Linked DNA regions of Homo sapiens: regions 1 and 3 are each linked to region 2. Evidence: chromatin loops called from intact Hi-C (ENCODE). Cell type or tissue: PC-9. All regions are shown on one strand. Region 1 overlaps TGFBR3 (transforming growth factor beta receptor 3). Region 2 overlaps LOC102723436 (a long non-coding RNA gene). Region 3 has its middle 82 kb from the start of CDC7.

What was found. Peaks named below come from ENCODE experiments on the same cell type or tissue, not always from the same donor. Only the 100,000 strongest peaks of a DNase experiment are listed, where the experiment ranks them.
Region 1: it touches region 2 in a loop (4-fold over the local background); 5 of 110 quality-filtered maps call a loop at or near these places.
Region 3: a loop joins it to region 2, with 2.2 times the contacts of the local background. A loop is called at or near these places in 7 of 110 quality-filtered maps.

What each region holds. Positions count from the first base shown.
Region 1 is chr1:91,794,332-91,798,331 of GRCh38, forward strand. It overlaps TGFBR3 (transforming growth factor beta receptor 3), which reads right to left. Exons shown (of 17, transcript NM_003243.5): 3 at 2,956-3,140. Among named protein-coding and RNA genes, the nearest start is that of TGFBR3, 90 kb to the right of the region's middle. RefSeq lists a silencer at 1,941-2,235. In PC-9, no CTCF peak of the experiment used is centred here; DNase peaks (open chromatin) are centred at 1,430 and 1,820; H3K4me3 peaks cover 1,631 bases; H3K27ac peaks cover 3,022 bases.
Region 2 is chr1:91,528,241-91,532,240 of GRCh38, forward strand. All of the region lies in intron 4 of LOC102723436 (a long non-coding RNA gene), which reads right to left. It also overlaps the pseudogene WDR82P2. Among named protein-coding and RNA genes, the nearest start is that of CDC7, 29 kb to the left of the region's middle. In PC-9, CTCF peaks have their summits at 1,797 (motif pointing right) and 2,001; a DNase peak (open chromatin) is centred at 1,841.
Region 3 is chr1:91,581,120-91,585,119 of GRCh38, forward strand. No RefSeq gene overlaps it. Among named protein-coding and RNA genes, the nearest start is that of CDC7, 82 kb to the left of the region's middle. RefSeq lists an enhancer at 1,076-2,275. In PC-9, no CTCF peak of the experiment used is centred here; a DNase peak (open chromatin) is centred at 1,632; H3K27ac peaks cover 600 bases.

The DNA.
Region 1 (4,000 bases), 270 kb after region 2:
TAGCTACGACTACAGGCACCCGCCACCATGCCAGCTAATTTTTGTATTTTTAGTAGAGAAGGGGTTTCACCATGTTGGCTAGGCTAGTCTCAAACTCCTGACCTCAGGTGATCCACCTGCCTCGGCCTCCCAAAGTGTTGGGATTACAGGTGTGAGCCACCTCGCCCGGCCTCCACTTTTTTAAAAAAACATGTAACGTTTAGCAGTCAACCTCCATTTCCTTCTTTCCCCTCTAGCCCTAAGCAATGACTAATTTACTTTGTCTCTATAAATTTCTGTATCCTGAACATTTCACATACATGGAATCATATGATATGTGGTCTTTGTGTCTGTCTTTTTTCATTTAGTGGATTTTCAAGGTTCATCCATGCTGTAGCACCTATCAGTATGCCATCCTTTTTACTGCTCAGTAACACTCCATTGTATGGATATACCATATTTTATTTACCCATTCATCAGAAGATGAAAATTTGGGTTTTTCCACTTTTGGACTAATGCTGCCATGAACAGTCACAGACAAGTCTTTGTGTGGACATGTGTTTTCACTTCTCTCGGGTATATACCTAAGAGTGGAATTGCTGGGTCATGTGGTTCAAATGATTTTTAAAAACTGTTTGCATAGCTGCGGGAATGTTCTCCATAGTCATATGTCAAAAGAGTGAGCGATATTTAATCCTTATACACACCCATCTTACCAACCACAAACAATCTTTCATTCTCTCGTCCTGACCCTCATTCTGATGTTATCCTCTATGCTCACTTTGTATATGCAAACTACTCTGAGATCTGCCGTATGTGAGCAACGCAGAGCCAGATGGAATCTCCAAAAATCAGTTATCCCAAAATCTTGTTTTCAAACAGTATTGAACTACAACCATCTAATTCTTAAAGGTCCGTCTGTTGTCTATTCTCAGAAACATCTTCAAATCACTGGCCCAAAATCATACATATACTATACTAATATCGAAAGAGAATAATGTTCAGGTTTTTAAACAAGTTTGAGACTACCCTTTGTAGGCCCTCTTTCTTTTCTTCCTCACTGAACACACTATGTCCCTGATGCCAGCTAATGTTATGTATCCTCAGTACTGCCAGGTCCTAAAATGAATCCCATTTTGAATAACATAGTAACCAAGTGCAGGAGAGCTCTGCTGTCACTCCTCGAGGTATTTTTCTCTTGTTTCAGTAGTCTTACTCGAATTTGTTTTCAGAGTCAACAACAGTACTGCACAATTTAACGTCAAGAATTTTCTGCTGTTGCTGCTTCTGTAACAGCTTGGACTTTCTTTTCCCTCTGAGTTCCTCTGAGAGAAGCATATATAAAATGAGTAATTGTCGCTGCTAAAGAATTGCTGGAGTCAGCAACGCTTCATAGGAGCTGCATTTCCTCCTCTCCTCCTTTCCCTCTCACCACAAACTCTCCCCCATCAGTTCAGAATTAAAGGCACATTACTGGGATAAAGAAATCTGACCTGAAATATGAGTTGCAGCAACAATGGCAAGCAACCAAGAGTATTAACAATAATTTCCAATGTTGCTGGAAAGGTTAGATGATCTGTCTTTGAAATGAGCCAACTCTGCACACGTTCATGAGATTAAAATCAGCTTGCTTTTCCTTAACATCTCGTGCTTCTCCTCTTCCTACCACCCCAAAAGGATGGGGTGGCTGAGGCACATAAACAAGTGGCTCTGGAAATTAACTTTCTTGACCAGAAGAAAGCTCAAAGATAAATTCCATTCTGCATTACTTTTCCTATACTTCACTATGATCAGGATTTTTTGTGGTTTCTCTCTCCCTGGAGAGCGAATACCTGAGTGATAACATTTCTGACACACAGAAGCTTAAAAACAGAATACTCTGTGTTATCTTGTTGGGAAATCTGTACTCTTAAATGATGACCATTCACCCACAATCTAGGCCATTTTTGAGCCACAGGAAAGAGGACGCCATTTCTCTCTGAAGATGATGACCTTGCGCAAATAAGTTTTCTGCACCTGTTTTGTCACCTGTAAAATGAGTATAATTGTAGGATTCATGGAGTTACTGTATGAGTGCTTCGAACAGTGTTTGGCAGAGTAAATGCTGAGTAACTATGAGCATATATCTTTATCATCACCATCTCCGCTAATGTCACCGCCACCTTTGGGAAGCTGCCTAGATAGTGATAAGGAGCTATGCTCAGGGATTTTCAGGCAAGTACAAAGTACCGCCATCTTTATTCCAGAGTGTTCCCATTTCCCCTCACTCATCCTGCAGAAGCAATAAGTTCATATGACAAAGTAAAGAAAGAAGACAGAGGACACAGGAGGAAATGGGAAAGACATTTCACAACAACAGAGAAAACGGTACCTTATTTGGTTTCTCACAATCATGTTTAAAAGATGAAATTATTATTATTATTTTTGAAACAGGGTTCTGCTCTATCTCCCAGGCTGGAGTGCAATGGCAATCACGGCTCACTCCAGCCTCGATTTCCCAGGCTCAAGCAATCCTCTTGCTTCAGCCTCCCAAGTAGCTGGGACTACATGTGCTAACTACCACACCCTGCTAATTTTTTTTTTTTTTAGTTTTATTTTTAGTAGAGATGAGGTCTTGCTATGTTTCCCAGGCTGGTCTTGAACTCCTGAGCTCATGCGATCCTCCCACCTTGGCCTCTCAAAGTGCTGAGATTACAGGTGTGCACCATCACCATGCCTGGCCTAAAAGTTGAAATTCTTATGAACGTTTTTTTCCAATACGGAGGGCCAGGAAATGGGGAGAGCCAACCAATCTCTAGACAGAGAAATCCTAAAGTTGCCCAATCCAGACAGCAGCTGGTATTTTAAATCTGTTCTCTTATGTTCATACATGAGCTTCTTTTGTTGAACCCCAGAAGAGAAGAAAAGGACTTCTGTCCAGAAAATCATCTCTGCAGACTCAGTGGCAGTGGGCTGAGAGCTGACACCTGCACCTACCTCTCTCTGTAGCTGGCCAGGCCCCTGGCCTGCAGTGCGGAGATTCAGGACATGCACCTCCTGTGGCAGCCCAGTTGTGCCTCTGCTGGCACAGCCTGACAAAACAGTGAAGCTCTCCATCAAGGCCTGGACAGGATGGGAGGCACTGACAGGTGACAGTTCACACAGTGCACCAGGCTCTGGACCTGCCAAGGGAATCACAAACACAAGCCACTCAGAAACAGCAATTAATTCTGCCCCAAAGGGGCAAGGGTGATCAAACCACTGCCAACCCACCAGAGATGCCTTTCCAGGTAAACTGTTCCAAGACTAAGTGGCCAAAAAGCTAGCCTATCTTCTAAAATCCCAATCTCTTAAATTTCTTTTGGATAATTTGGTATGTATTTGATTTTTTAAATTCCCTTTTGGACTCACAAGTCATGAATGCATTCCTCTGGGTAGAAGACACTTCCCATTTAACATTTGTGTTTAATTCCTTCTTCCCTCTTGGTAGAAAATCAGAGATAAAATAAATTGCTTAAAGTCCCAATAATACTATACATAAATAATATTAAATACCTAAAATTGCACTTAACAAAAGTATAAGATACAGATCCTATCTTTTCAGAGCTTCCCTTTATTAGGGAAAGCAAAACAAACTTAAGAACAATACAGAGCAAGATGTAACATGTAGAGGCGATCAGGGCCAGAGCTGTACAGCAAAATTTGGGCCAGAGGTCAGAAAAATCCTCCCAAAAGAAGTAGGATCTGAGCAGAGCCTCAAATAGAAAAAGTAGAGTGCTGGTCATACTTGGTTCCTGCTTCTTCATTCCCTCTTCCTCTAATCAGTCAAGCCTTAAATCCTAAATCCATCCACTCCTCTCCATCTCTACTTCTTTACCAACCCTAGACAATTACAAACCTTCCTGAACGGAGTCTGAGGACTCAAGCTCTGCATGCCACCTTCCACACAGGCACTGTCCACCTAACCTAGAGGCACTCAATGTTACGGGTGTTCCCAAAGCAAATGCCTGCCGTTGGCATCTCTGTGGGAAGTTCCTGTCCC
Region 2 (4,000 bases):
GAGTGTCCTTTCTGTCATTTTAATTTTTTATTTTGAAACTCCATAGGTAAATGGTCATACCACATGTGTACTCCTCATAAAAAGGAATCTCACTATCACTTTTATCTTTAAAAAAATTAATTTGCTTTCTTGACAAAAGCCAAAACCTCTTTTAACAAGGGTGCTTATTTTCCTAAGTTTAGTACAATTTATTTGATTGAGAGTGACACCAAATGGTAAGAAAAATGAAATGCCTCATTCCTCTTACATAATCTCTTAACAGTAGACCACCCAACTTCCCCATAAAATGTAATTTAAATGAAGCCAAGATTCTAATGCCATGCTTTAGATTCAGAGTGGCCCCAAAGGGGCCTTTGGATTTTGTAGTTGCCATTACCTGGAATGCCTTTCCCTCTAATCTGTATATCCCACTTCCCTCTACAAAGCCTTCATTGATCAGTCCAAATGATCATGTCCTTGATTCCCTATACACAGTTTATAAGCTTCTTGAAAGTAGAGACTGTATTATATATCCCCCCACATTTTCCATTGCTGCATTTAGAAACTCGGGTCCTCAGTCAAAACTTGGGAGTTGACCAGGAATCTGACACCATGGGGTTTTCCAAGCTCCACCAGGATAATCCCATTCTAAGGACAGCTCCTGTCTTCTTAAAACATCTAAAGGATTATACTGTTTTTCCCTTGGTCATCTGTCCTAAGGCTTCTCAGCCCCGCAACCCCCATCCCATCCATCTTGGTTCTAATTTCTCTCCACTCCAAGTTGCTGGTGCTCCATTCCCATCGCTTTGACCTCAGTGAAGACAGAACAGCTGGTGGACATTTAATCTCTAACAACTTTTTACAACCTTGTATAAGAGGTAGGTAAGCAAAAATTTTACAATTCTCTATTATAGTCATGTTTTTAGCTCCTACTGTGTACCAGGCACCATAACAATTTAAAAAATCAATGTTTTAAGGTCTTGTATGTATAAAATACTATGGGAAAGCATAATATACACATTTGATTATGCTTTGCTAATGTGATTCATCTTCATACATGTGGAACCCTATTCATCTGGATTTTTCTGAGACAGCTTCAATTCCAAAAACTCGGTGTTCTGAGAATGCCAATGTTTCTGCATCCAAATTGCATTTTTAAGAATGTCTCTCTCAACTAGAAGTAGTACGAAATTGTTAGAAAGGCATTCCAGTTTTTTAGCTTTCAAAATATGTCCATTCTAATATATGTGGTACCGGAGGCTCTCTGCTTTGGGCACCAGCTGATTTGTATATTATTTAGTGAAATAGAGATTCTTCCCAATGTCTTTTGAGAACAAAATGGGATCTTAAGCACTTTCATTGAGGTCTTAAATGTAAATGTATGGATGTCACAACTGGGCAACATTTTAATGCCTCCTTACCATTTGTTGATTTAGAAATAAATCCTGATGGGAGGCAGCATAACATAAAGGAGACAGCCAAAGCCAGCTTTTCCCTGTATTGTGAGTTGCAGTTTCCTCATCTGGAAATGGGGTTTATGTTGCCTACCTCCTTGATTGGAGGAATGAGAGTATGCTCACTAAGTACAATGCTGACACAAGTACCTAATTGTTAACCTTCCCTCCTTCCTTTCTTTCCCTGGTTTCCTTTCATCTCCCCATACAGGGGAGCATTGTCTGAGAATATTCTTACATATTTCTTCCTTAACCTGTTTTAGTACATAAGGGCTTTTAAACCATTGAGTGGAAAATTGCTGTTATTTGACATACTGTGAGCCTAACATTGTAGTAATGCTAATTTTCTGCAAATTATGATCTCTCTGTCCATTAGATGGCAGGAGTTCCTTTGGCCATGTTCGGTGAGGAAGCTGCCCAAACACGTTTGGACTTGTGTATCAGTAAGGCTACTAAAAGAGAAAACAAGGTATACAAAATAAACTGGCTCTTATATAAGTAAAACAATTTTACCAGACAAAGGGAGAACTAGTAATAACCTATTACCCCCCTCATCTTTTCTAGTCACGAATTTCTTGTATTTTCTATTCCTTCTCTTCTGGGCTTTTGCATTTCCTGTTTCCTCTGCCTGGAGCACTTCTCCACCAAACCCCAGCTTCCTTCACCTAGCTAACTCCTCTTCATCCTTCAGGTCTCAGTTCAGCATCACTGCCATTAGGAAGGCTTATTTTACCTCTCCTTCTGAGTTCAGGATACCATATCCTTCCTCCACCCCATCCTGCTCATTGTATAGTACCCTGCTCATCATATAGTAGTACCCTGCTCAAATGTTGCCTCCTCACACAGGCATCCCAGTTTACTCTTACTTAGTGTCTCTTTTTCTGACATGTAGAATAGTGCTTGGGACAAGTAGACATTCAACCCTATGGTAAAAAACGCCTTTGCTCCCCCAAACTTTGTAGCTTCCAATCATTCCTATTGTGGCACTTATAGCACTACATTATCAGTCCTCTATTCTATAACACCACTAGATTGTGAGTGCCAGGACAACAACAATCAGGTCTATTTCATGCACCATTGCATCTCCAGTGCCTGGCACAGAATCAGGCCTCAATCATTATTTGTTGAAAAATGAGCACACATATAGTATACACATATGCACACAGTATAACTACAGTGAAGCAAAATTTTTTTGTTTGTTTTTTGAGGAGGCCAGTGAAGCAGAAGAGGAGAAATGGTAGCAGTGACCTATAGCAGGCTTCCTTTGCAATGACAGCATCCATATTCAGAATCAACCAGGTGGGCTTTTGATAGCAGTTACACTAAGTAGCTTTTTGTTTTTGTTTTCGTTTCGAGACGAGTCTCACTCTTTCACCCTGGCTGGAGTGCAATGGCGCACCATCTCTGCTCACTGCAACCTCTGCCTCCCAGGTTCAAGCGATTTTCCTGCCTCAACCTCCTAAGTAGCTGGGATTACAGGTGCCCAACACCATGCCCAGCTAATTTTTGTATTTTTAGTAGAGACAGGGTTTCGCCATGTTGGCCAGGCTGGTCTCGAACTTCTGACCTCAGGTGATCCACCTGCCTCGGCCTTCCAAAGTGCTGGGATTACAGGCATGAGCCACTGCATCTGGCCCACTAAGTGGGTTTTATGTTGACCTGAATTTTCAATGAATGAATTTAGAATTAATGTCAAACTTTGTAGGAAGTTGAACATGGCTTGCAGAGCAAGAATTTGGGAGGCCACAGAAGGTTTGAAGAGATAAAATAGATGTTTTTGAGCAGCCACCTGGTGACCAGATATAGTGATATAAAAATATGCAACAGAATAACCTATATGAATTTAGATAGTCAGCTGTAAGAAATGGGCTGAAATATAACAGTTAGAAAAATACTCAGATTTAAACACAAGAATACTTCACAAGATATGCTCTGGGTCTTCTTGTTTGCTTGCTTGTTTGTTTGTTTGTTTGTTTGAGACAGAGTTTCACTCTTATCACCCAGGCTGGAGTGCGATGGCACAATCTTGGCTCACTGCAACCTCCGCCTCCCAGGTTCAAGCGATTCTCCTGCCTCAGCCTCCCAAGTGGCTGAGATTACGGCATGCACCACCACACCCGGCTAATTTTTGCTCTGGGTCTTAGGTAGCAAATGATGTTCATATATGAGGCCTCCTCTGTGAAGGGCCCAGGAAAAAAGTAGAACATGGCTCCAGCCAGAGTCTCTCAGAGTCAAGAAGGGCCTAGGGTCACTTCCATTTTTTGGATCCCAAAATTTTTTTTCTGTTTAAGACTGTAACATGGAAAAAATGTTTGTATGTTAAGCACAAAAGGGACATAAAATTGTATAGACAGTAGAATAACGACTATGTAAACACACCAAAAATCTATGCACAGAAATGTGTAGGGGAACATTTAACACCAAAAGATTAACAGTGGTAGCATTTGGGTGGCAAACTGATTATTTCTAAAATTTCCAAATTTTCCTTAATAAGCAGTAAGTATAATTGCAACTGGAAATAATTTTTTAAGTACCCCTCTGGCTGAGGAGTGCAGTGTCACTATCAA
Region 3 (4,000 bases), 53 kb after region 2:
CAGACACAGAAAGATAAATACTGCATGGTTCCTTTTGTATGAAGTATCTAAAATAGTCAAATTCATAAAATCAATGACTAGAATAGTGGTCACCAGGGACTAGTGGAGGAGGGGGAAATGGAGAGCTACTAATCAATAGATATAAAGTTTCACTTAGCAACATGAGTAAGCTCTAATCAACCTACAGTCAACAGTAATGTACACTTAAAATTTGTTAAGAAGATAGATAGCATGTTAAGTGGTCTTAAAAATAATTTTCAGATTCAGTTTTGATTGAGAATTACCCACCATTCCTCCAATCTGTAATCTAAGTGCCAGAGGCCCTCATGGAGTAAAGCCTCCAGCTCTCCTTCTTAGAGCTGGTAGCACATTCAATAACTACCTCCCTCAAGGGATTTGAAGTGTGCTAAATTAGGTCTTCATAGATACAAGAAAGCTGAACATTGAGGCCAAATAAATAAAGATGAAAAATCCAACCCTTTCATTCATCAGATGTAGGCAGAGAATGCTTTAGAATTCTCCTTGACTCTTTTTGCTGCATTGTTCCATTTTGGAATGTGTGTACATAAAAATCTCTGATGAAGGTTATAAAAAGAAAAAAAGACATTCTGAATGCAAAATATAGAATATATCTGTTTTTTATGTCAACTCCCTTGGCTCTTGGTTGAACCGGTAAGATTTGCTGTTTCAGACCCTCTGTTGTCTAACCTGAGTCCCATCAGCTGTCTTGACATTCTCAGCTTTGTCACAAGGGGTATCCATGAGAGAAGGTAGATGGATCCACTCAACCAGTCCTGGAAATGAATGTGTGACTGACCGAATGTTATTTTTACTATAGAAAGGGCCCTTTAGAAAACCACTCTGGTTTGCCTGTCTTGAGAAATGACAATGAAATTAGTTGTAATCAGTTGAGGATCACCATGTAGACATATTGATTAATCTATAGCATTATGTTATGGTATCTGGGGAAATTTTACCCTTTCAGAAGACTTTTGGCAAAACAATGGGTGAGGCAAAGTTTTCAGGACAGCAATGGAAAAGGGGGCTGGCTAGTCTGTGGTATGTGAATTTGAAAGCTATATTAGATCTGTTTGGATGCTGTGGGCAGCAAATACTGGAAATACCAACTCGAACTGATTTAAGCAATAAGGAAGTGTATTGTTTCACATAACGGGAAATCCAAAGGCAGGTGGGCTCCAGATGTGATGTGTCAGGGCTGTGTTCCGTCTCTCACTGATTCTCCTTACCTTGCCCAACCCTGTGTCAGGTTTACCCTCACCTGAAAGCAACATGGCTGCCACTTTGGAGCATCATATCCAAACACGGCAACACCTGTAAGAAGATCTGTCTCTTCCTGTTCCTCTTTCTTAGGAGCAAGAAACTGTTTCCCAAAACCTCCCCACAGTAGACTTCCTACTTTTCATGGGGCAGAATTGGGTCACATGACTGTTCCTAAACCAATCAGGGAACTCCCATGGTTGGCTTAAGCAGAACTTGCCCCTGGAGCTGAGCATGGAGCTTATCCCCTGGACCACACTGGGGAGAGACACAGAATCTGGGGCTATCAGGAAGGAAGGAAGAAGGTGAAGGGATGAATCATGAGTTGGCCACGGGAATCTTGGTCCTTACTGAGTCTGATTACAGCATCACCACATGCTTTATCCTATGAGACAACATTCCTCACAGTTTACTCTGCAGTTTCGATTGGATTTTTATGGGAAGCATCATTTTTCTCTGACCTCGTGCTGCAATTTTGTTTCTTTTTTCCTTAGCAGAGACCACAATGGAAATCCTACTATAGAAACACTTGAGTGCTATCAAAGGATCAGACCATATAAGGTGCTAGAGACCTTTTTATTTTAAATAAGAAACAAAACTATTTATACTTTTACAAGGAGTCTGCCCTATTTTAGTAAATATTTGGCAAAGCTTCTTGATTAAAGAGCAAACTGACCCTTGTTCTGCAGGGTTGTTTTGCCATAACTAAAATCGTTCATTAATTTTCTGAAAATAGAAGCAGCAAGTGTGTGTTCTTTTGCACTGTGACTAAAGTAGTGCTTACTTGTGATTTGTTTTAAGCTATATTTACTTAGGCGTAATTGTTCAGGTGTCTTTTAAACCTCAGCTCTCGTCAGACCCCATTCTGAGTTACAATCACCAAATGGTACACTCGGAAAATAATCTCCCATGGATGGAGCTAAGATGCATTAATCTGGCCCTGGAGACTCTGGCGTGTTTGACAATACATTTCAAACTGGGTCTCAGAGGTCCTGCATTTGGTAACAAGTTACAACTGTTTTGACAAATAGCGATTCCCTAGATTATTAAACAGTGCGTAATCTGAGAGAAGCTTGTTGAGCACCATATGTTTCTGATTCATTGGCAGTTAACTCATTGTGTGACGTTGGGCTTGTGGGAAACACTCCAGACCTGATCACCTTTCTTCTTTAAAAGCATCCTCTTGCCAGCTGAACTGGGTGTGGTGCAGCTGCAAAGAGTGGTGTTAAATTAGTCTCATAAACTTCTGCAGGACAGCCATATTGGGAGTTATCCCACGATGCCACACAGTAGACTGGGTTGTGGCTGGCCGGCAGGCAGGTGCAGGATGTGGTCCCGGGGCTTGTCATCTGTCCCATTCATGTAAAATGTGCCTCTGCCTCCAATCTCCTTCCCCCATCCTCTGGCCTTGGCTGACAGTTTCTGATCCTAAATCAAAGATGCTCAGAAGAAAAGCCATCAGTAGATATCAAGCAAAGGATTTAGAAATATTTAGAATGCTAAAATGTCAGTGCTGGAAATTGCCTTAAAGATCATCCAGTTCAACCTCATTTCTTGGATAAGTAACGTGGGGTGATGTGGCATGCCCAGTGTCACACAGCTAGGTTCCGGTTTATTCCCTTGTTTCCTTACTGCTTCCCAGTCACTACTGGGAAATTCAAAATTCAACTTTCAGTGTGGGCAACTTAAATGGAGTCTGGAATACACTAGTTGATTCTGGTGCTCCACCACTTACCTAATAGAAAAATGAGAAAAATAAAGGCCCCCACCTCATAGAGCCAGTGATATTAAATAACTTAATCCGAACAATGTGTGGCGTGTGGTGAGAGCTCAGTGAAAGCCTCCATGGCCACTGTCATTCTCTCCTGACTGTTGGCAGGAGGCAAAGTGGTTCAGTGGAAAGAGCGCCAAATAAGTAGGAGTTAAGAAATGTCTGGCGCCAGCCATGTGACCTGAAAGAATCACTCACCTTCTCAAATCCTCAGTTTCCTCTGCCTTCCTCAGAGGAGGATTTTATGTATGTAAAAGTGTTTTGTTGCCGTACAACTCTATAGCAGTGCTCTTCAAACAGTAATGTGCACACAGATCACCTGGTGATCTTGTCAACGTGCAGATTCTGTTTCTGCAGGTCAAGTGTGAGCCCAAGATTCAGCATTTCTAACAAGCTCCCAGGAGATGCAGGTGATGCAGTCCAATGACTTCCCTCTGATGTGCTATATGACATAAGGGCAGCATTCTGATCACCAGGCAGACGGCAACCTCCAAACCCCTCAGATTGTCTTCTTGACTCCAGATGCAGCATTTGTAAAGCAGCGTGGGTAAATGACATGCTGCTCCTAAGGATTCTGCAAAAAGGGGACCTGAAAGTGGATCTATCTGGTACCTAGTGTCAAGGTCTCATGTATTAAGTTTAGCATTTGGTCTCCTAACAATCTCACACTTTGCTGAATACCATTTTGCAGATCTGGTGACTATCATGTCAGCATTCTAAAGCTCCTCCCCTAAGAGTTAGTTCTGGCTTATTGGCTGTTAACTCTTTCAGGCTACAGTTGAGCCAGGTACCAGAGGTTGGCAGGACAAGTGTGATGCCAGGGAAAGAGTGGATGATAAATTCGGCTCTAGGCTGGAAGCCAAATTATGTTTAAAACTGTTTCTGGCCCTCTTACAAGCGTTGGTGTGGCTGGGGCATGAGTGAAAATAGAGGCAACAGCACAATCTACCA